Linked DNA regions of Homo sapiens: region 1 is linked to region 2. A link is an interaction called in ENCODE POLR2A ChIA-PET data of the cell type or tissue named here. Cell type or tissue: IMR-90. All regions are shown on one strand. Each heading gives the region's core, and the rest is flanking DNA. Links, peaks and the distances in the headings are about the cores only.

Region 1 (17,460 bases), core at 6,886-10,885, 78 kb after region 2:
ACCCAGTATTAATCAAACCGCCCCCTATTGGAAGACCTGTCTTAAACTCAATCTGTAAGCCCCAAAAACGTCCTGACTTTGCATTTCTGCTCCAAGATACTACTGATAATTTATCTCACTACTAAGGTAGTGCTCTCCAATACTGCAGTAATTAATAAACCTCAGCTTTGCCTTATCAATAGATTAGTTTGGTTGTATTCTGAGGGAGCACATATTCAACAATATTTGGCCTGGGCACCTGCCAGTCGGACGACATGCTGGCTGTGTCACGGGAGCAGGTCCTGGAAACCCTGCCGTGCCTAGAAATACCCTTTAGTTAATGGATTGTGGGAGAGGTAAGGGTGGCTCCAAGGGTGGAGGAGAGTTGGGGTGGGTGGGTCTGGTGGGTGGAGCAGTGTTTTGGGCAGCATCTGTGTACCAACTGGCTTAGAAGTATTTCAGTGCTTTGACAACTGGCTAAAACATTATCCTGGCTATAGTTGGTGGGTACCAGTTAAATATTGATCCTTGGTGAAATGATCAAAAGAGCAGATGGGAAAAAGTATGACTCATGGATGCCAGCATGTATAGATACCTATTCTAGGGAATAGGTGTATTTGTCTATTGAATGCCTTGCCAAACTCTAAACCCCCTGAAACTTAAAAGTAACCCTGGGAAGTAGGACATCAAATTGGTGAAGATTAAGTTTTGCCACTTGGTTGAATATAAATTCCATGTAGATATTATATCTAGCTCTAGAGAAATAAAGTGACATTCTTAAAAATACATTTCAGTTTTTTGGACTGAAATTTAGAAGTGCTATGTATACATTTTTTCTTTATATAAGTGAGATCACACTTTTTCCCACTTAAGAAGTCTATAATATAGCTTTTCAGTGACCTACCTCATTTTTCAATATGGTTGCATAGTATTTTGCGTAGTGTTTTATGGTATGAATGTACTAGGTTTTATATAACCACTTCTATGATGGACATTTACATTATTGTAGTCATATTGCCATGGGAAACACTGCTGTAAAAAATATCCTTTTATATACATCTGAGGAAAAATTCCTACAAGTAGAATTTCTGAATCATTTATTGCCTAATTACCTATCAAAAAGGTTGTATCAATTTACTTTTCACACTAACAATGTATGAAAGTTGTATTTCCTGTTATTATTACCAACACTAGGTGCAATAGTTAATGTTAGGTGTCAACTCGATTGGATTGAAGGATGTCTAGATAGCTTGTATTTGTGGTGTGCTATGGGGAATGAAGAAAGTAGTGAAGAAAGTAGTATTTCCCACCAGGGCAGAGAGAGGTGGCAGCAGCTAGCAGGATACAGGGGACTACAGGGAAGTGGGCTGCAGAGTGGACACACCAGAACAGCCTACCTCCTCCCCATTTCCCCTACCTCAAACACACCCAGAGAATGTAAGCTCCATGAGGGCAGTACTTTTTTTTTTTTAACCTGCTTTTCATGTTATATTTCTAGTGCCTAGAATAAGAGCTTGACACATTGAGTAACAGTAGTTACTCAATAAAAAGTTGTTGGAATGAATGAACAAAAATCCTAGCAGAGGTTCTGAACCACCTACAGTGCTTGGAATGGGGGTTTGAGCTGGAGCATTTGGATGTTAAAGCAAAAGGTGAACCCAGAAAGATGGAGACTTGAGAATCTAGTGTTCATTTATCAGCCCTGAATCTTGGCTGCTTCAGCTCTGGTCTCTTATGTGAGATGTCTGTTGTGTCTATCTGAATTTATTCTCTATGGATAAGCAATTTGTGATACTGCAGTGATGGAGAGCTCTTTAAAATCCCTAATTGCTTCCTAAATGGAATCTCAGCTACAAATGGATCTTTCAGTGCATATTACCATGACATTTCCTATGTAAGTCTGTAACCACCCAATGGGTTCATTTTGCCTGCTGCCCAGATAGAGCTGATTTATCAAGACAGAGAAATTGTAAAGAGAAAGAGTTTAATTCACACAGAGCTGACTGAATGGGAGACTAGGGTTTTATTATTACTCAAATCAGCCTCTCCTGAAATTCAGAGGTAGGGTTTTTCAAGGATAGTTTAGTGGGCCAGGGAATGGGTGCCACTGATTAGTTGGGGATGCAATCACAGGGGTGTGAAAAACAGCCCGCTTCTGGGTGGGGGCCACAGGATGGTTTGGTGGGTCTGGGTGGAGCCATCATCCTCAGAAATAGAAAAATCTGAAAAGACAGCTCAAATGGCCAATCTTAGGTTCTATGACAGTAATGTTATCTGCAGGAGTAATTAGGGAAGTTGCAAATCTTGTGACATAAATAATAATGGCTGATAATCGTTTATGTCCACACCAAAGCAGAATTCAGGCTCCTCTCATCCTCCTAACTTGGTGGTCTGTCACTAGCTTTACAAAGGCAGTTTAGTTTTGGGGGAGGGCTATTATCATTTAAACTATAAATATCTCTCAAAGTTAGCTTGGCCCAAGCCCAGGAATGATTAAGGGAAGTTTGGGGGTTAAAGGCAACACAGGGGTTGGTTAGATGATATCTCTTTCAGTGTCTTAATTTTCTCACTGTTATATTTGCAAAGGTTGGTTCAAGTCTGTTAAATCAATCCCTCAGGGATGTTACACTTACAATGTGGTGGGTTTGGGGGCTCAAGAGTGGCATCTCAACAAGAAATGGCCATTGTAAGTCCTACAAGATGAGAATTAGAGACCTGATGAAGAAGTCTTTCAGAATCTTGGATGCCACCACCATAGCTGTGATTCAGGTGATCATCAGTGATATGGGTTGGCTGTATTCCCATTCAAATCTCAACTTGAATTGTATCTTCTAGAATTCCCACGTGTTGTGGGAGAGACCTAGAGGAGGTAATTGAATTGCATCATGGGGATTGGTCTTTCCCATGCTATTCTCGTAATAGTGAATAAGTCTCATGAGATCTGATGAATTTGTCAGAGGTTTCCACTTTTGTTTCCTCCTCATTTCTCTCTTGCTGCTGCCATGTAAAAAGTGCTTTTGCCCTCTGCAATTATTCTGAAGCCTCCCCAGCCATATGGAACTGTAAGTCCAATTGAACCTCTTTTTCTTCCCAGTCTTGGGTATGTCTTTATCAGCAGCATGAAAATGGACTAATATAGGAAATGGTTACCAGTAGAGTGGGATGTTGCTGAAAAGATACCTGAAAATGTGGAAGTGATTTTGGAACTGGATAACAGGCAGAGGTTGGAACAATTTGGAGGGCTCAGAAGAAGACAGGAAAATGTGGGAAAGTTTGGAACTTTCTAGAGAACTTTCTAGAGACTTTCTTGAATGGCTTTGCCCAAAATGCTGACAGTGATATGGATGTTAAGGTCCAGGGTGAGGTGGTCTCGGATGGAGTAGAAGAACTTGTTGGGAACTGGAACAAAGGGGACTCTTGTGATGTTTTAGCAAAGTGACTGGTAGCATTTTGCCCTTGCCCTACAGATTTGTGGAACTTTGAACTTGAGAGAAATGATTTAGGGTATCTTGTGGAGGAAATTTCTAAGCAGCAAAGCATTGAAGAGGTGACTTGGGTGCTGTTAAAGGCATTCGGTTTTATAAGAGAAGCAAAGCATAAAAGTTCAGAAAATTTGCAGCCTGACAATGTGATATAAAAGAAAAGCTCATTTTCTGGGGAGAAATTCAAGCCAGCTGCAGAAATTTGCATAAGTAGCAAGGAGCCTAATGTTAATCCCCAAGATGAGGGGGAAAATGTCTCCAGGCTATGTCAGAAAACTTCACAGCAGCCCCTTCCATCACAGGCCCAGAGGCCCAGGGGGAAAAAGGGGCTTCGTGGGCTAGGTCCAGAGTCCCTGTGCTCTGTGCAGCCTGGGGACATGGTGCCCTGTGTCCCAGCTGCCCCAGCCATGGCTGGAAGGGGCCAACATACAACTTGGTCTGTGGGTTCAGAGGGTGGAAACCCCAAGCTTTGGCAGCTTCCACGTAGTGTTAAGCCTGCGGGTGCAGAGAAGTCAAGAACTGAGGTTTGGGAACCTCTGCCTAGATTTCAGAAGATGTATGGAAATGCCTGGATGCCCAGGCAAAAGTTTGCTTCAGGGGTGGGGCCCTCAGGGAGAACCTCTGCTAGGGCAGTGCAGAAGAGAAATGTGGGGTTGGAGCCCTCACATAGAGTCCCTACTGGGGCACTGCCTAGTGGAAGAGGGCCATCATCCTCCAGACCCCAGAATGGTAGATCCACCAACAGCTTGCACTGTGCACCTGGAAAAGCTGCAGACACTCAATGCTAGCCCGTGAAAACAGCCAGGAGGGAGATTGTACCCTAAAAAGCCACAAGGGTGGAGCTGCCTAACACCATGGGAACCTACCTCTTGCATCAGCATGACCTGGATGTGAGAGCTGGAGTCAAAGGAGATCATTTTGGAGCTTTAAAATTTTACTGTCCACTGGATTTCAGACTTGCATGGGCCCTGTTACCCCTTTGTTTTGGCCAATTTCTCCCATTTGGAATGGCTGTATTTACCCAATACCTGTACCCTCATTGTAGCTAGGAAGTAACTAGCTTGTTTTTTATTTTACAGGCTCATAGGTGGAAGGGACTTGCCTTATCTCAGATGAGACTTTGGACTGTGGACTTTTGGATTAATGTTGAAATGAGTTAAGAGTTTGGGGGGGATGTTGGAAAGGCATGATTGGTTTTAAAATGTGAGGTCATGAGATTTGGAGGGGCCAGGGGCGGAATGATATGGTTTGGCTGTGTCCCCATTGAAATCTCAACTTGAATTATATCTCCCAGAATTCCTACATGTTGTGGGAAGGACCTGGGGGAGGTAATTGAATCATGGGGAGTGGTCTTTCCTGTCCTATTCTCATGATAGTGAATACGTCTCAAGAGATCTAATGGGCTTATCAGGGTTTCTGTTTTTGCTTCCTCCTCATTTCTCTCTTGCTGCCACCATGTAAGAAGTGACTTTCACTCTCCGGCATGATTCTGAGGCCTCCCCAGCCATGTGGAACTGTAAGTCCAGTTAAACCTCATTTTCTTCCCAGTTTTGATATGTCTTTGTCAGCAGTGTGAAAATGAACTAATACAGTCAGTGACCAAATAAAGCTATGAATGTATTGCATAGAGGTAACAAAGTGTGAAATGCATCTGTAGGACTATTCTACTAAGGTTAGGAACTGCTGAGGAACTTGGTGGGTTTGGGCTTGGAATGGGGACTACTTTTCTAAGATGGCCAAAATATTTGGGGACAATTATCTGGGGAGAAAGTGGAAAGAAGGTGGGCCAGGCACTTGACCTCTGATTTTTGGACACATAAATCTCTAAATCATCTGAGTTTCCGTGAGGATATACATAAAATGGAAGTAATAATGCATACCCCTGCTGCATTTTGGTGAGGTTTAGAAGTAATTTATTTATAAATACCTAGCTGAGTGCTAGGTACACAAGAAACACTTAATAAATTATAGCTATTAAGATCATAAATGTTTTTCAGATTTGCTTAGAAATGGCTATACAGTAGGGCTATACAGTAGGCAGTTCAGTAAAGCCCAAATAAAGGGCTTGTAGAGGGTTAGAGTATTACCATATTAATGTACTGTAAACTAAAAAGTATTTGAGACAAGTCTCAATCAATTTAGAAGTTAATTTTGCCAACGTTAAGGACATGTCTGTGACACAATCTCAGGAGGTCCTGAGAACATTTACCCAAGATGGTTGGGTTATAGCTTGATTTTGTACATTTTAGGGGGACAGAAGTTACAAGCAAACATTAATCAAATCAAACCGTAGGTGGACTCAAAGATTTTCTGATTGGCAACTGATTGAAAGAGTTAAGTTGTTATTTAAAGACCTGAAATCAATAGAAAGGAATGTCTGGGTTAAGATAAGGGGTTGTGGAGACTAAGGTTCTTATTACGCAGATGAAGTCTCCATGTAGCAGGCTTCAGAGAGAATAGTTGGTAAATGTTTCTTATCAAACTTTAAAAGGTGCCAGACCCACCCCACAGCCACAGTCCACAGGCACACCACTGCTCCCTGAGGCAGCCTTGGCCCTGGCCTGGGCTAGGGCAAAATTAGAGAATTTTAAAATTTTGGGAAAATGGCAGATAGGAGGCAGGACTAACTTGCAGCTCCCACTCAGACAGACAGAGAAGCGTGTGGAGACCCATATCATGAACTTTTGCTCCAATAACTACTACAGGAACATACCAGGAAAGCCAAGATAATCCACAGACCCTTTGAACTTCAACTTCAGGCTCCATGGGACAGCCAAGGAACTCCAAAGACAAAGAAAATAACTTCTTGGGAGCTCTGTGGCCCCACCCACCTCCTGATCCTCCCTGTACTGCCACAGCTGATGTGCTCTTGAAAGCACCACCTCCTGGCTGAAGGCCAACCAACACAAAACCAATGCAACACAACAAAAATACTACCAAGCACCTCACAGAGTCCACTTTACTCGCCTGCTACCTCCACTTGAGCAGGTGCTGGTATCCATGGCTGAGAAACCTGAAGATGGATCACATCACAGGACTCTTTCCAGACACTCCTCAGTACCAGCTTGGAGTCTGGTAGCTCTGCTGGGTGGCTAATCCAGAAGAGAAATAACAATCACTGCAGTTCAGCTCTCAGGAAGGCCTAAATCTAGGAGAAAGTGCAGAGCACTATGTCAAAGCAGCACCCGGTGGGACAAAATAATCTAAACAACAGTCTTTGAGCCCCAGATCTTCCCTCTGACATAGTCTACCCCAATGAGAAGAAACCAGAAAAACAATTCTGGTAATATGACAAAACAGAGTTCTTTAACACCCCCAAAAGATCACAGTAGCTCAACAGGAATGGATCCAAACCAAGACAAAATCTCTAAATTGCTAGAAACAGAATTCAAAAGGTTGACTATTAAGCCAGTGAAGGAGATACCACAGAAGGGTGAAGTCCATCTTAAGGAAATGAAAAAAGTAATATAAATGGAAACATCTCCAGTGAAATTGATAGCCTAAATAAAAAACAATCACAACTTCTGGAAAAGAAGGACACACTTAGAGAATTGCAAAATCCATTGGAAAGTCTCAGCAATAGAATTGAACAAGTAGAAGAAAGAACCTCAAAGCTTGAAGACAAGGGTTTTGAATTAAGCCAATCCTACAAAGACAAATAATAAAGAATAATAAAAAAAAATGAACAAAGCCTCCAGGAAGTTTAGGATTATGTTAAACAAGTAAACCTAAGAATAGTTGGTATTCCCAAGGAAGAAGAGAAATCTAAAAGTTTGGAAAACATATTTGAGGGAATAATAGAAGACAACTTTCCCAGCCTTGCTAGAGATCTAGACATCTAAATACAAGAAGCTCAGAGAGCACCTGGGAAATTCATTGCAAAAAGATCATCACCTAGGCACACAGTCATCAGGTTTTCTAAACTCAAGACGAAGGAAATAGTCTTTAGAGCTGTGAGGCAAAAGCATCAAATAACCTATAAAGGAAAACCTTAACAGATTAAGAGCAGATTTCTCAGTAGAAACCCTACGAGCTAGAAGGGATTGGGGTCCTATCTTTAGTCTCCTTAAACAAAACAATTATCAGCCAAGAATTTTGTATCCAGCAAAACTAAGCTTCATAAATGAAGAAAAGATAGTCTTTTTCAGACAAATGAATGCTGAGAGAATTTGCCACTACTAAGCCAGCACTACAACAACTGCTAAAAGGAGCTCTAAATCATGAAACAAATCCTCAAAATACACCAAAATAGAACCTTCTTAAAGTGTAAATCTCACAGGACCTATAAAACAATAATAATAATAATAAACTACAAGGTATTCAGGCAATAAATAGCATGATTAACAGAATAGTACCTCACATCTCAATATTAATGTTGAATGTAAATGGCCTAAATGCTCCATCTAAAAGGTACAGAATGGCAGAATGGATAAGAATTCACCAATCAAGCATCTTCTGTCTTCAAGAGACTCACATGACACATGACTCACATAAGGAATTACATAAACTTAAGGTAAAGGGTTGGAAAAAGATATTCCAGGAAAATGGACACAAAAGCAGGCAGGAGTAGCTATTCTTATATTAGACAAAACAAACTTTAAAAGTACAGCAGTTAAAAAAGACAAAGAGGGACATTATACAATGGTAAAAGAACTAGTCCAACAGGAAAATATTTCAATCCTAAATATATACGCATCTAACACTGGAGCTCCCAAATTTATAAAACAATCACTACTAGACCTAAGAAATGAGATAGATGGCAACACAATAATAGTGGAGGACACTAGACAGGTCGTCAAGACAAAAAGCCAATACAGACACAATGGATTTAAACTATACCCTAGAACAAATAGACTTCACAGCTATTTACAGAACCTTCTACTCAACAACTGCAGAATGTATATTCTATTCGTGAGCACATTGAACAGTATCCAAGATAGACCATATGATAGGCCACAAAACAAGTCTCAACAAATTTAAGAAAATCAAAGTTATAGCAAGTACTCTCTGTGACTACAGTGGACTAAAATTGGAAATCAACTCCAAAAGGAGCCCTCAAAGCCATGCAAATACATGAAAATTAAATAACCTCCTCCTGAATGACCCTCGGGTCAACAATAAAATCAACATGGAAATTAAAAAATTCTTTGAACTAGGCCAGGTGTGGTGGCTCACACCTGTAATCCTAGCACTTTGGGAGGCTGAGGCGGGCAGATCACTTGAGATCAGGAGTTTGAGACTAGCCTCGCCAACATTGTGAAAACCTGTCTCTACTAAAAATACAAAAATCAGCTGGGCATGGTGGCAGGCACCTGTAATCCCAGCTACTTCAGAGGCTGAGGCAGGAGAATTGCTGGAACCTGGGAGGTGGAGGTTGCAGTGAGCCGAGATTGTGCTATAGCACTCCAGTCTAGGTGACAGAGTGAGGCTCCATCTAAAAAAAAAAAAAAAAAAAAAAAAAAAAAAAAAAAATATATATATATATATATATATATATATATATATATATATATATATATATATATGAACTGAACAATAATAGTGACACAACCTATCAAAACTTCTGGGGTACAGCAAAGGCAGTGCTAAGAAGAGAGTTCATAGCATTAAATGCCTACATCCAAAAGTCTGAAAGAGCACAAATAGACAATCTAAGGTCACACCTCTAGGAGCTAGAGAAACAAGAAAAAACCAAACCCAAATGCATCCGAAGAAAAGGAATAACCAGGATTAGAGCAGAACCAAATGAAATTGAAACAAGCAAACAAAATATAAAAGAGAAATAAAACAAAAAGCTGGTTCTTTGAAAAGATAAGTAAAATTTATATACCATTAGAGAGATTAACCAAGCAAAGAAGAGAGAAGATCCAAATAAGCTCAATTAGAAATGAAACAGGAGACATTACGACTGATACCATAGAAATACAAAAGATCATTCAAGGCTACTATGAACAGCTTTATGTGCTAAACAAGAAAACCTAGAGGAGGTGGATAAATTTCTGGAATATACAACACTCCTAGATTAAATCAGAAAGAAACAGAAACTTTGAACAGACCAATAACAAGCAGCGAGATTGAAAAAGTGATTAAAAAGTTACCAACAAAAAAAGTTTAGGACCAGATGGACTAGCAGCTGAATTCTCTCAGACATTCAAAGAAGAATTGGTACCAATCCTATTGACACTATTCCAAAAGATAAAGAGGGAATCCTCCCTAAGTCATTCTATGAAGCCAAATTGCCCTAATAACAAAATCAGAAAAAGACATAATAAAAGAAGAAAACTACAGACCAACCTTCCTGATGAACACAGATGCAAAAAATCCTCAACAAACTACTAGCTAACTGAATCCAACAGCATATCAAAAAGATAATCTGCCTTGATCAAGTGGGTTTCATACCAGGGATGCAGGGATGTTTTAACATCCACAAGTCAATAAATGTATACACCACATAAACATAATTAAAAACAAAAATCACATGATCATCTCAATAGATGCAGAAAAAGCAGTTGACAAAATCCACCATCTCTTTATGATTAAAACCCTCAGCAAAATGGACATTAAAGGGACGTACCTTAAGGTAATAAAAATCATCTATGACAAACCCACAGCCAACATCATACTGAATGGGGAAAAGTTTAAAGCATTCCCTCAGAGAACTGGAGCAAAACAAGGATGCCCACTTTCACGACTTCTCAACATAGTGCTGGAAGTCCTAGCCACAGCAGTCAGACAAGTGAAAGAAATAAAAGGCACCGAAATTGCTAAAGAGGAAGCCAAACTGTTGCTGTTTGCTGATAACATGATTGTATATCTAGAAAATCCTAAAGACTCATCTAAAAACTTCCTAGAACTGGTAAATGAATTCAGCAAAGTTTTAGGATACAAAATTAAAATACACAGTCAGTAGCTTTGCTATACACCAATAGCAGCCAAGCTGAGAACCATATCAAGAACTCAACTGCTTTTACAATAGCTGCAAAAAAATAAAATACTTAGGAATATACTTAACCAAGGAGGTGAAAGACCTCTACAAGGAAAACTACAAAACACTGCTGAAAGAAATCATAGATGACACAAACAAATGGAAACACATCTCATGCTTATAGATGGGTAGAATCAGTATTGTGAAGATGACCATACTGCCAAAAGCAATCTACAAATTCAATGCAATTTCCATTAAAATGCCACCATCCTTCTTAACAGAACTAGAAAAAGCAGTCTTAAAATTCATATGAAACCAAAAAAGGCCACATAGTCAAAGCCAGACTAAGTAAAAAGAACAAATCTGGAGGCATTACATTACCAGACTTCAAACTACACTATAAAGCCACAGTCTCTAAAACAGCACGGTACTGGTGTAAAAACAGGCATATAGACCAATGGAGCAGAATAGAGAGCCCAGAAATAAAGCCAAACACTTACATTCAACCAATCTTTGACAAAGGAAGCAAAAACAAAAAACAGGGAAAAGACACCCTATTCAACAATGATGCTGGGATAATTGGAAAGCCACATGTAGAAGAATGAAAATGGATCCTCATCTTTCACCTTATACAAAAATCACCTCACGATGGATCAAAGACTTAAATCGAGTCCTGAATCCATAAAATTTCTAGAAGAAAACGCTGGAAACACCCTTCTGGATACTTGCTTAGGCAAAGACTGCACAAGCAAGAACCCAAAAGAAAACACAACAAAAATAAAGATAAACAGACGGGACTTAATTACATAAAAACTTTTGCACAGCAAAAGAAATAAATCAGCAAAGTAAACAGACAACCCAGAGTGGGAGAAAATCATCACAATCTAGACACCCAACAAAACACCAATCTCCAGAATCTACAAGGAACTCAAACAAATCATCAAGAACAAAACAAACAATCACATCAAAAAGTGGGCAAAGAACGTGAATAGATAATTCTCAAAAGAAGATATACAAATGGCCAACAAACATATGAAAAAATGCTTAACATCACTATTTAACAGGGAAATGCAAATCAAAATCAAAATGCGGTATCACCTTACTGCTGCAAGAATGACCATAATCAAAAAACCAAAAATAATAGATGTTGGTGTGGATGTGGTGTAAAGGGAACATTTTTACACTGTTGGTGGGAATGTAAACTAGTATAACCACTATGGAAAACTGTGGAGATTCCTTAAAGAGCTAGAAGTATATCTACCACTTGATCCAGTAATCCCACTCCTCTGTATCTACACAGAGGAAGAAAAGTCATTGTACAAAAAAGATACTTGCACATGCATGTTCATAGCAGCACAATTCTCAATTGCAAAAATATGGAACCAGCCCAAATGCCCATCAATCAATGAGTGGATAAATAAAATGTGATACACACACACACACACACACACACACACACACACACACACCTTGGATGATATGGTTTGGCTGTGTTCCTTCCCAAATCTCACCTTGAATTGTACTTCCCGTAATCCCCATGTGTTGTAGGAGGAACCAGATGTGTGGTAATTGAATCATGAGGGTGGTTACATCTATTGTTCTCATGATAGTGAGTGAGTTCTCACGAGATCTGATGGTTTTAAAAGGGGCTTTTCCCCTTTTGCTTGGCACTTCTTCCTGCTGCCATGAGAAGAAGGACATGTTTGCTTCCCCTTCCACTGTGATTGTAAGTTTCCTGAGGCCTCCAAAGCCCTGCAGAACTGAGTCAATTAAAGTTCTTTCCTTTGTAAACTACCCAATGTTGGGTAGTACTTTATGTTTGTCCTGTTAAATTAAATCTGGTCAGATTTGGCCTATTGGTGCAGACAGTTGTGACCTTTTTGTGATCTAATTCAGTTATTTACCATTAATGGCATTTCCTACCTTCAAATTGTCTGAAAATTTGATCACTGGGCCACAAATACCCTCATTCAAGTTGTCAGTAAGAGCTTGAAGTAGTTAGGGACAAGGTCGGTGCTCTGGGGAATGCTTTTGGAAATCTCTGTCCGCGGTGACTTTGACTCATAACTCAGCATTCTTTGGGTTTGGTTCTATGTGTACTTTTGAGCAGTCGCTTTATTCATCTTGTCCATAAGGACATCATGACTGCTGAAATGCAGATTTTTAGTACCTATAGCAGTTCTGAGATTTTTACCACATTACGAATCTTAGGAAAAAATGTTTGTCATGAGTGTTCTTGAATTCAGTGTAATTCCTTGTGATCACAATTTTCTAAGTGTTTAATATATTTAAAATAATTCTAGAGATTTTCCTAGAATCAATGGTGGATTTATTTGCCACCCATTTTGTTTTATATAATTTATATTCTTCCCTTTGTTGAAAATCAGTGGGGGAAAAGATATTCTCCAGATTTCTGGCACCTGTTCTCTTTTCTGTGGGATGCCATTGCTAATCTTAGAAAAGTTTCAGAAAAAGGATAAAACTGGAAACCAGATTTCAAGGTGCTGAGTTAATTAGAGGGGAATAAAAGCTGGATCTTAGGTTTAATAATGCTTTTCCTTAATATGTACAAAGCATTTTTGTGTTTTGAGTTCAGCCATAAGAATACAAACTTCAGTCCGTTAGGAAATTTATGTGTAGAGAACCCTTTGGCCAATTCCTGGCACTTCTCCTTTCCGTCAGATGGTTATATTTCACAATAGCACAATTTATTGAATTTGGCACATTGTCATCTTTTTTTTTTTTTTAACATGAATACAAATCATGCTGTTTCAAATATCTCTTTGACAATTACAATTGCCTGGAAATGTAAGATTATCAGAAAAGGTACATCATAAGAGTTGTACCTAATGAAGAATTTTAACTATTAGTCTTCTAAAGGTTATTATTTCAGTCTTTTATTTCTTTTATTAATCTAGTACACATTTATTAAACATTTCTTTTGTATTATGAGTGATACTAAGTCTGTATGTGTGAAAGTAATTTTGTTTTTTTTCCTTTTTTTTATTATTATTTTATTTTATTTTATTATTATTATACTTTAAGTTTTAGGGTACATGTGCACAATGTGCAGGTTAGTTACATATGTATACATGTGCCATGCTACTGTGCTGCACCCATTAACTTGTCATTTAGCATTAGGTATATCTCCTAATGCTATCCCTACCCCCTACCCCCACCCCACAACAGTCCCCAGAGTGTGATGTTCCCCTTCCTGTGTCCATGTGTTCTCATTCTTCAATTCCCACCTATGAGTGAGAATATGCAGTGTTTGGTTTTTTGTCCTTGTGATAGTTTACTGAGAATGATGATTCCCAATTTCATCCATGTCTCTACAAAGGACATGAACTCATCATTTTTTATGGCTGCATAGTATTCCGTGGTGTATATGTGCCACATTTTCTTAATCCAGTCTATCATTGTTGGACATTTGGGTTGGTTCCAAGTCTTTGCTATTGTGAATAGTGCCACAATAAACATACGTGTGCATGTGTCTTTATAGCAGCATGATTTATAGTCCTTTGGGTATATACCCAGCAATGGGATGACTGGGTCAAATGGTATTTCTAGTTCTAGATCCCTGAGGAATTGTCACACTGACTTCCACAATGGTTGAACTAGTTTACAGTCCCACCAACAGTGTAAAAGTGTTCCTATTTCTCCACATCCTCTCCTCAATCTTTTATTCTTAAAGGGTAAGAGGCTTGTGAGAGGTTTACTTAGTTCCTGCACTCAGCTTTGGTTTGACCAAATGCATAACTGAGCTTCTCTTTATCATTCTGAGACTCAGCTGCAGCAACACTAGAGTTGGCAGTGTTGGCCGAGTACCTCTTCCTAGTACTGTACGAGATATTTTAATTCACATTTTGGCAAGAGGAGATTCCAGCATCTGCTGATTGAAACCCAGGATTCAGGGACCTGAAATGGATTATGTAGCCCGTTTCTAGTACAATGTTAAAACAGATCACTCCAAGTCTAGAAAGTTTTGTATTATCTGGGCTGCTTTTTTAAACACCAAGATCAAAGTTAACCCTATAAACATTCCTTACATTATGGCACAGATGTCTTTGTGAAGAGTTGGTAGAAATTGAGTAGAAGACTGGATTATATTTTATAGGAACTCTGGTGACTTACTTATAAGTTAAAGGTATGCTATTAAGATCTTTATTTTGTTTGAAAGAACACTCTCTAATATATCTTCTGTGTAGCTGTGGATTTTTATTTGATAATTTTTCTTAAAATAGATTTTTTTAAAGTCACCTGACTCTGCTTCTTTAAGACAGACTATAAAAACAACGGAAACCGGGCACGGTGGTTCATGCCTGTAATCCCAGCATTTTGGGAGGCTGGGGTGGGTGGATCACCTCAGGTCAGGAGTTCGAGACCAGCCTGGCCAACATGGTGAAAACCCGTCTCTACTAAAAATACAAAAATTAGCTGGGTGTGGTGGCGGGTGCCTGTAATCCCAGCTACTTTCAGGAGGCTGAGGCAGGAGAATTGTTTGAACTTGGGAGGCGGAGGCTGCAGTGAGCCGAGTTCGCGCCATTGCACTCCAGTCTGGGCAACGAGCGAAATTCTGTCTCAAAACAAACAAACAACAAAAAACAATGGAGCACTCTGGAAGTCAGCTTTTTAGGACCACATGCTGTGACATCTGACACTTGGCATCCTTAATGTTGAGGGCACTTTCTTTGGGAGGTACATTGGCCTATTTCTAAGAAAAATATATATCATAATTATTGTATAAAACAGTTACTGATCTTTTTTTTTTAAAGATGGTAGTAAGTTGAGAAAATTCAAGTAAACATTAAGTAAACTTTAAATATTAAGTAAAGCTTTATTTTAAAAGCTGTTAGAAGTTTCTTTTCTGGCTGTTTAGATAATGCTGGGTAAAGACATTATTTTACAATAAGTAAGTGATTTGAAGAGAATAAAATGATATATTTGGTATAATCAACATTAATGCAATCATAAATAATAGAAAACTCTCATGTTTGGAACACATAGTTTAGATTTTAAGGTAATTTGAATATATCATGTGTGATTACTTAGAGATCAACTATTCTCAGCCCTGGCTGTGCATTAGAATTACTGAGGAACATTTTAAAAATACTGATGTCTGGGTCTCACACTCGGAGATTCTGATTTAATTTGGGAAGTGGATCAGACTCTATATTCTCAGAGATCCATGGGGAAATTCTAATGTATAGTCAAAGCTGGGAACCACCAGTATAAAACCTTGCAACTTAGAGTGTGGGCCATAGACAGTGTTAGCCTCACCTACAGCTTATTAAAAATACAAACTCTCAGGCCCCACCTTAGACTTTCTGAATCAAAGTCTGCATTTTAAGGTGAGGTAAGGTAGCTGACACCTGTAATCCCAGAACTTTGGGAGGCTGAGGTGGGCAGATTGCTTGAGGTCAGGAGTTCGAGAGCAGCCTGGCCAACATGGTGAAACCCCGACTCTACTAAAAAAAAATACAAAAATTAGCCAGGCGTGGTGGCGGGTGCCTGTAATCCCAGCTACTCAGTAGGCTAAGGCAGGAGAATTGCTTGAGCCTGGGAGCAGAGGTTGCAGAGAGCTGAGATTGTACCACTGCACTCCAGCCTGGGTGAGAGTGAGACTCCGTTTCAAAAAACAAACAAACAAGCAAGTCTGTATTGTAACTAGGTTGCAGATTCATTTGCAACATGTTTTTCATAGCACTTTGACTTTAAAAGTGCTTTCATAGTCATTTTTCTGTTCATTTGTGTATTTTGTGTGTGTGTAGGGGGGGTCCATTTATTAAGTATCTGGTGGGAGTGGACACTGTTGTAGATACTGAGAAACATAAAAGTAGGAATAAGATTTGGGCCTCCCTTTCAAGTAAGTTGCAAAGGAGTGGGGTGGAGGTGGGGTAGAAACAGATCTGGTGAGCAGATTGGGACCAGAGATGTAAAACAGCTGTGCTATGGAGCTATTGATAGCCTTTTGGGAGGAGAAGGAACAGGGGATACCCCTCCCTTCTCTACCCCATCTTCACTCAGGGAGTGGGATTTGAGCTGAGTTTTTCAAATAGAAGTAGGCATAGGACTGGTGGTTCCTAAAATGTGATTCCTGGCCAGCAGCATCTGCATCCCCTGAGAACATGTTAGAAATGCCATTTGTTGGGCCCTTTCCAGACTTAATGAATTACAAACTGAGGGTAGGGACCAGCCATCTGTTTTGTATTTTTTTTTTAACATGCCCACCATGGGGGGGAGGGTGGGGGGGGATTATGATACACATCACCCAAGTTTGAGAACACTGGATGCAAGCATTTTCCATACAGAGAAGAGAGGAAGGAGCATTGCACACCATTGAAAAAGTATCCCCCAAATCAGAGGAAAGGTCATTTGTAGCATTCTGTGAAGTTTGTCATGGCTTGAACTTAAAGTAAGTTGAACATAGTAAGCTGACTATACTAGGAATTTCCCCCAAATTTTGCTCAGATCCATGTATTTTTATTGTTCCGGAAAGCTTAATCTTTCCCTTTTAGGTCATTGGATCATTAATTACATTTAAAGAAAAAGCTTTGTGTTTGGTTGTATTTATTTATTTTTCTGAAAATTAAATTATGAAGTTGGCTGAACACTTTTTTTTATAATTGGAATGTTATAACTAGAAGATTTCTGTAGAAATGCATGGGAAGACTGAAGCATAGGGACATCCCTATTTGCCTTTAAATAAGCCTAGTTTAAATGGTCTTTCTTGGAGTGTAGCTGAATTTACATTGTCTGTGATCTTCTGTGATAGAGTGAATCCATATGAACCAAAACCTCCAGGTCCAAACAACTTTAATAATGTTAGTTTTTCCCATTTATATATTTTCTTGTCATAATAACCAGCATAGAGCAAACATTTTTTACTTTCCTTTTTCTCCTTCTCAAGTTGAACTGCTAATTGGCACCTTGGAGGCCAACGGGGGTCACCGAAGGGAGGAAAAGGGCTGGATAATGAATCAGGAAATAGGGTTCAAAGGGAATTCCCATTCCAGTGCTGGAAATAACCATAGAGATCACACAATCCAGCCTTTTCACATCAGAGGCCTCTGA
Region 2 (4,000 bases), core at 1-4,000:
GGACCTACCCTAAATGTCTCAATTTAACTTTATCACCTCTTTTATAGGTCTTATCTTCAAATACTGTCACAATCTGAGGTATCAGGGCAAGGACTCCAACATAAGACTCTTAGCCTTTTTGCAAATTTTAATTCATGGAGGTAGCTTTTATATATTCTCAATTCTTTGCATCTCAATTTGGAGAAGAGACTTTAAATCACAGGCCATTTTATATCAACTCTTCCAAGTTTAATATTTTGGTGGATCTAGGCAATGCAGAATTTTATATGCTTAGGGAAAAATTTCTCTCTAGGTACTTAGCTAAGAAAAAAAATATTTGATATAACCTGCATAGATATGGAAGAAAAACCTTGCTAAATAAAATGGAGTATACAACCGTAAAACAGTTGTCTGAATTTTCAGTGTTGATTTTAGCTTAGTAGATACAATCAATTCCACACTGATTATAGCCATTCTATCAGATTATTAAAATCAAAAGAATATGTATTAACATAGTTGAAACTTTTAATATCAGCACAGTGTCATTCAAACTTTTCTATTTTCTCTTTCTACTCTACATATTTTCCATGATTTAAACCTGTGGTTTCTAAACCTGGCCTATAGTCAGAATCACCTGAGGAATTAAATTAAAAGATGGATTTTTTTTTTTTTTTTTGAGATGGAATCTCGCCCTGTCACCCAGGCTGGAGGGCCATGGTGTGATCTTGGCTCATTGCAACCTCCGCCTCCTGGGTTCATATGATTCTCCTGCCTCAGTCTCCCGAGTAGCTGGGATTACAGGTACCCACTACCATGCCCGGCTAATTTTTTGTATCTTTAGTAGAGACAGGGTTTCACCATGTTGACCAGGCTGGTCTCGAACTCCTGACCTCGTGATCTGCCTGCCTTGGCCTCCCAAAGTGCTGGGATTACAGGCGTGAGCCACCGCGCCCAGCAAAGATGGATTTTTTAAGATTCCTTCCCAAACTTAATAAACCAGTCTCTGAAGATAGGGTCCAGAAATATGTACTTTAAGTTCTTCAAGTTATATATCACAAAACACAGTCCTTGCATAAGTGATCACTGGTTCCCAACTAGTTAAAAACAGTTAATTCTCTAAATCTGATCATTTACCCAAGGTAAAAATATTTTCAGTATTTTTATGTATACATATTTACAAATTATGTATATATATTATTGTTCTAAAATGTTTGATTCATTATGATACACAAAAATAGAAAAATTGAAAGGGTGAAATAGAAGTGAATATGAATTCAAACATTTTCATTATAATACATCTAAATGTAGTGTCTGCATACCCTATTTTACTCTTTTTGAGACAGGGTCTCACTCCCATCTCCCAGGCTAGAGTGCAGTGCAGTGGAGCAATCACGGGTCACTGCAGCCTCGACTTCCCGGGCTCAGGTAATCCTCCCACTTCAGCTCCCAAGTAGCTGGGACTACAGGCATGCGCCACCATCCCCAGCTAATTTTTTGTATTTTTAGTAGAGATGGGGTTTCATCATGTTATCCAGGATGCTCTTGAACTCCTGGGCTCAAGCAATCCATCCACCTTGGCCTCCCAAAGTGCTGGGATTATAGGCATGAGCCACCCACCCGGCTGATGTAACATCTTTCTTTAAGACTCATATCAAGCATCAATTTCTCTGGAAAGCTTTTTACTTGACGTAGAAGTGGTCATTCCCATCTTTTTTTTTACCTAGTAAATATTAACTATTTGTTGAATTAATGAAATTAAAGTTTTGAAAAAATGTATTGAAAGAAAACAATTCACGTTACAAAAGAGAAGCACAGCGTTTAGAAGATGGCAAACAAATGTCAGACTGTCAAAATAGTTACTAGTCAGGAGGATTAACTAGCTATAAATAAAACAATCACGTGAGAATTTAAGCTCTAACGGGTTGAAATCAAAAGAGAAACTAAAATTTTTTAAAAAAGAACAGAGAAAAAGGAGAAAAAGATTTGTGTAGTCAAAATTCATAATGCTAACAAGCACAGATGTAAACGCTTGAACATATGTTTTTTTAAAAAAGCAGAAGAAACACTTAAGAAACTAAAGTTACCAGACAATTGAGAAATTTATTTAGAAAATCATCAAACAGGAGGAATACATAGCAATAAAGTTGAGTGAGGAAATTTTACACAGGTTACAAAATAATCCAGGATATTAAGTATTATTGGCAACCTAAGCTTCATTATCTGCTCAAATCGTGTAAACAGTGAAGTTGCAGACTGTACAACAGTAGAAAAAGAACTGGGTTAAGGACTCAGGAGGCCTAGCCTAAAATTCCAGTTCACCCCTTAACCTCTCTGAGCCTCAGCTTATCATCTATAACATGAAGATATTGTCTCACTGCAGGGTTACAATGGGGATTAATAAAATAATGTATGTGAAAGTACTTTGTAAACTACAAAATCTCATGCCAAATTATGGCATTATTTTAATTTGTGGAATATTGTTTGAAGTTTCTAAATCCACATGCAGTAGTTACACACAGCTACATCAAGACTAACCGTGAAGAATCCTCAGCCATTTGGTAGAACTAAACACCATTTTCCCCACCAAGTCTTCTAAAATAAAAACCTTATGCCATGACAGCTGGAGAAGGAAGCCCAGAGAATCAAAAAACAAATACATACTAAGACCTGAAGGTAAGATCGCTACAGACACACAATGACTGGCAAGCTAACTCAATGCTCTGATTTACTTCCTGGTGTTATTAGTAAAAGGTAGGTCTTTTTATGTGAAAATAGATCCTTAAGAGTCTGTTTTTACATTGAGTTGTATAGTTGTATGAACCAAGACAGAATAAGAAAGGTGGAATGACATGGTTTGGCCATGTCCCCACCCAAAATCTCATCTTGAACTGTAATTCAAATTGTAATCTTCACGTGTTGGGGGAGGAACCTCATGGGAGGTGAACAGAACACGCGGGTGGTTGCCCCATGCTATTCTGACAGTGAGTTCTCACGAGATCTAATGGTTTTATAAGGGGCTTTCCCCTCTTCGCTCTATATTTCTCTCTCCTCCTACCATGTGAAGAAGGACGAGTTTGCTTCCCTTTCCACCATGATTGTAAGTTTCCTGAGGCCTCCCCAGCCACGTGGAACTGTGAGTCAATTAAACCCCTTTCCTTTATAAATGACCAAGTCTTGGATATTTCTTCATAGCAGCATAAGAATGGACTAATATATGGAGACTAAGGATCTGTCTTAGTCCATCTAGGCTGCTGTAATAAAATACCATAAAGTTGGTAGCTTTTAACAATGGAAACTTATGTCTCACATCTCTGGAGACTGCCAAGTCTAAGATCAAGGCACCAGCAGATTTGGTGTCTGGTGAGGGTCCACTTTCTGGTTCATTGTGCCTTCTCACTGTGCCCTCACATGGTGGAAGTGGGGAAGGAGCAGGGTGTTAATGCGATTCACAGGACTCTGCCGTATGACCTTATCACTTCCCAAAGGCCCCACTTCCCCAATACCATCACCTAGAGGTTTAGTATTTCAACATACAAATTTTGGGGAGATATTAACCTTCAGTCCACTGTAGGAGCATAAGAAATTAAGTGCAACAGCTGGTTCAGTTAGGCCATATGTATTATGTCAGCAAAAAAGGGCCAGAAGCCAACAGTTCTGATACAAAAGTCTATCACTTCTACCTACAGCCCATAACTGCATAATGTCAGGCCTCTGAGCCCAAGCTGAGCCATCATATCCCCTGTGACCTGCAGGTATACATCCAGATGGCTTGAAGCAACTGAAGAACCACAAAAGATAACATTCCACCATTGTGATATGTTCCTGCCCCACCCTAACTGATCAACTGACCTTATGACAATACACCCTCCCTGCCCTTGTGATAATGCACTTTGTGATATTCCCCTGCTCTTAACAAGGTACTTTATAATATTCTCCCTGCCCTTGAGAATGTACTTTGTGAGATCCACCCCTGGCCCACCTATCCCAAACCTATAAGAACTAATGATAATCCCACCACAAT

Evidence for each region. ChIA-PET counts read pairs that join two places held together with the same protein. Peaks named below come from ENCODE experiments on the same cell type or tissue, not always from the same donor. Only the 100,000 strongest peaks of a DNase experiment are listed, where the experiment ranks them.
Region 1: POLR2A ChIA-PET joins it to region 2 with 6 read pairs; 2 of 35 experiments call an interaction of 5 or more read pairs at or near these places.

What each region holds. Positions count from the first base shown.
Region 1 is chr14:53,196,507-53,213,966 of GRCh38, forward strand. The region is part of intron 5 of LOC105370502 (a long non-coding RNA gene); the gene reads left to right. Among named protein-coding and RNA genes, the nearest start is that of DDHD1-DT, 52 kb to the left of the region's middle. In IMR-90, for the core only: no CTCF peak of the experiment used is centred there; no DNase peak of the experiment used is centred there.
Region 2 is chr14:53,125,065-53,129,064 of GRCh38, forward strand. All of the region lies in intron 1 of DDHD1 (DDHD domain containing 1), which reads right to left. Among named protein-coding and RNA genes, the nearest start is that of DDHD1, 26 kb to the right of the region's middle. In IMR-90, for the core only: no CTCF peak of the experiment used is centred there; no DNase peak of the experiment used is centred there; H3K27ac peaks cover 374 bases.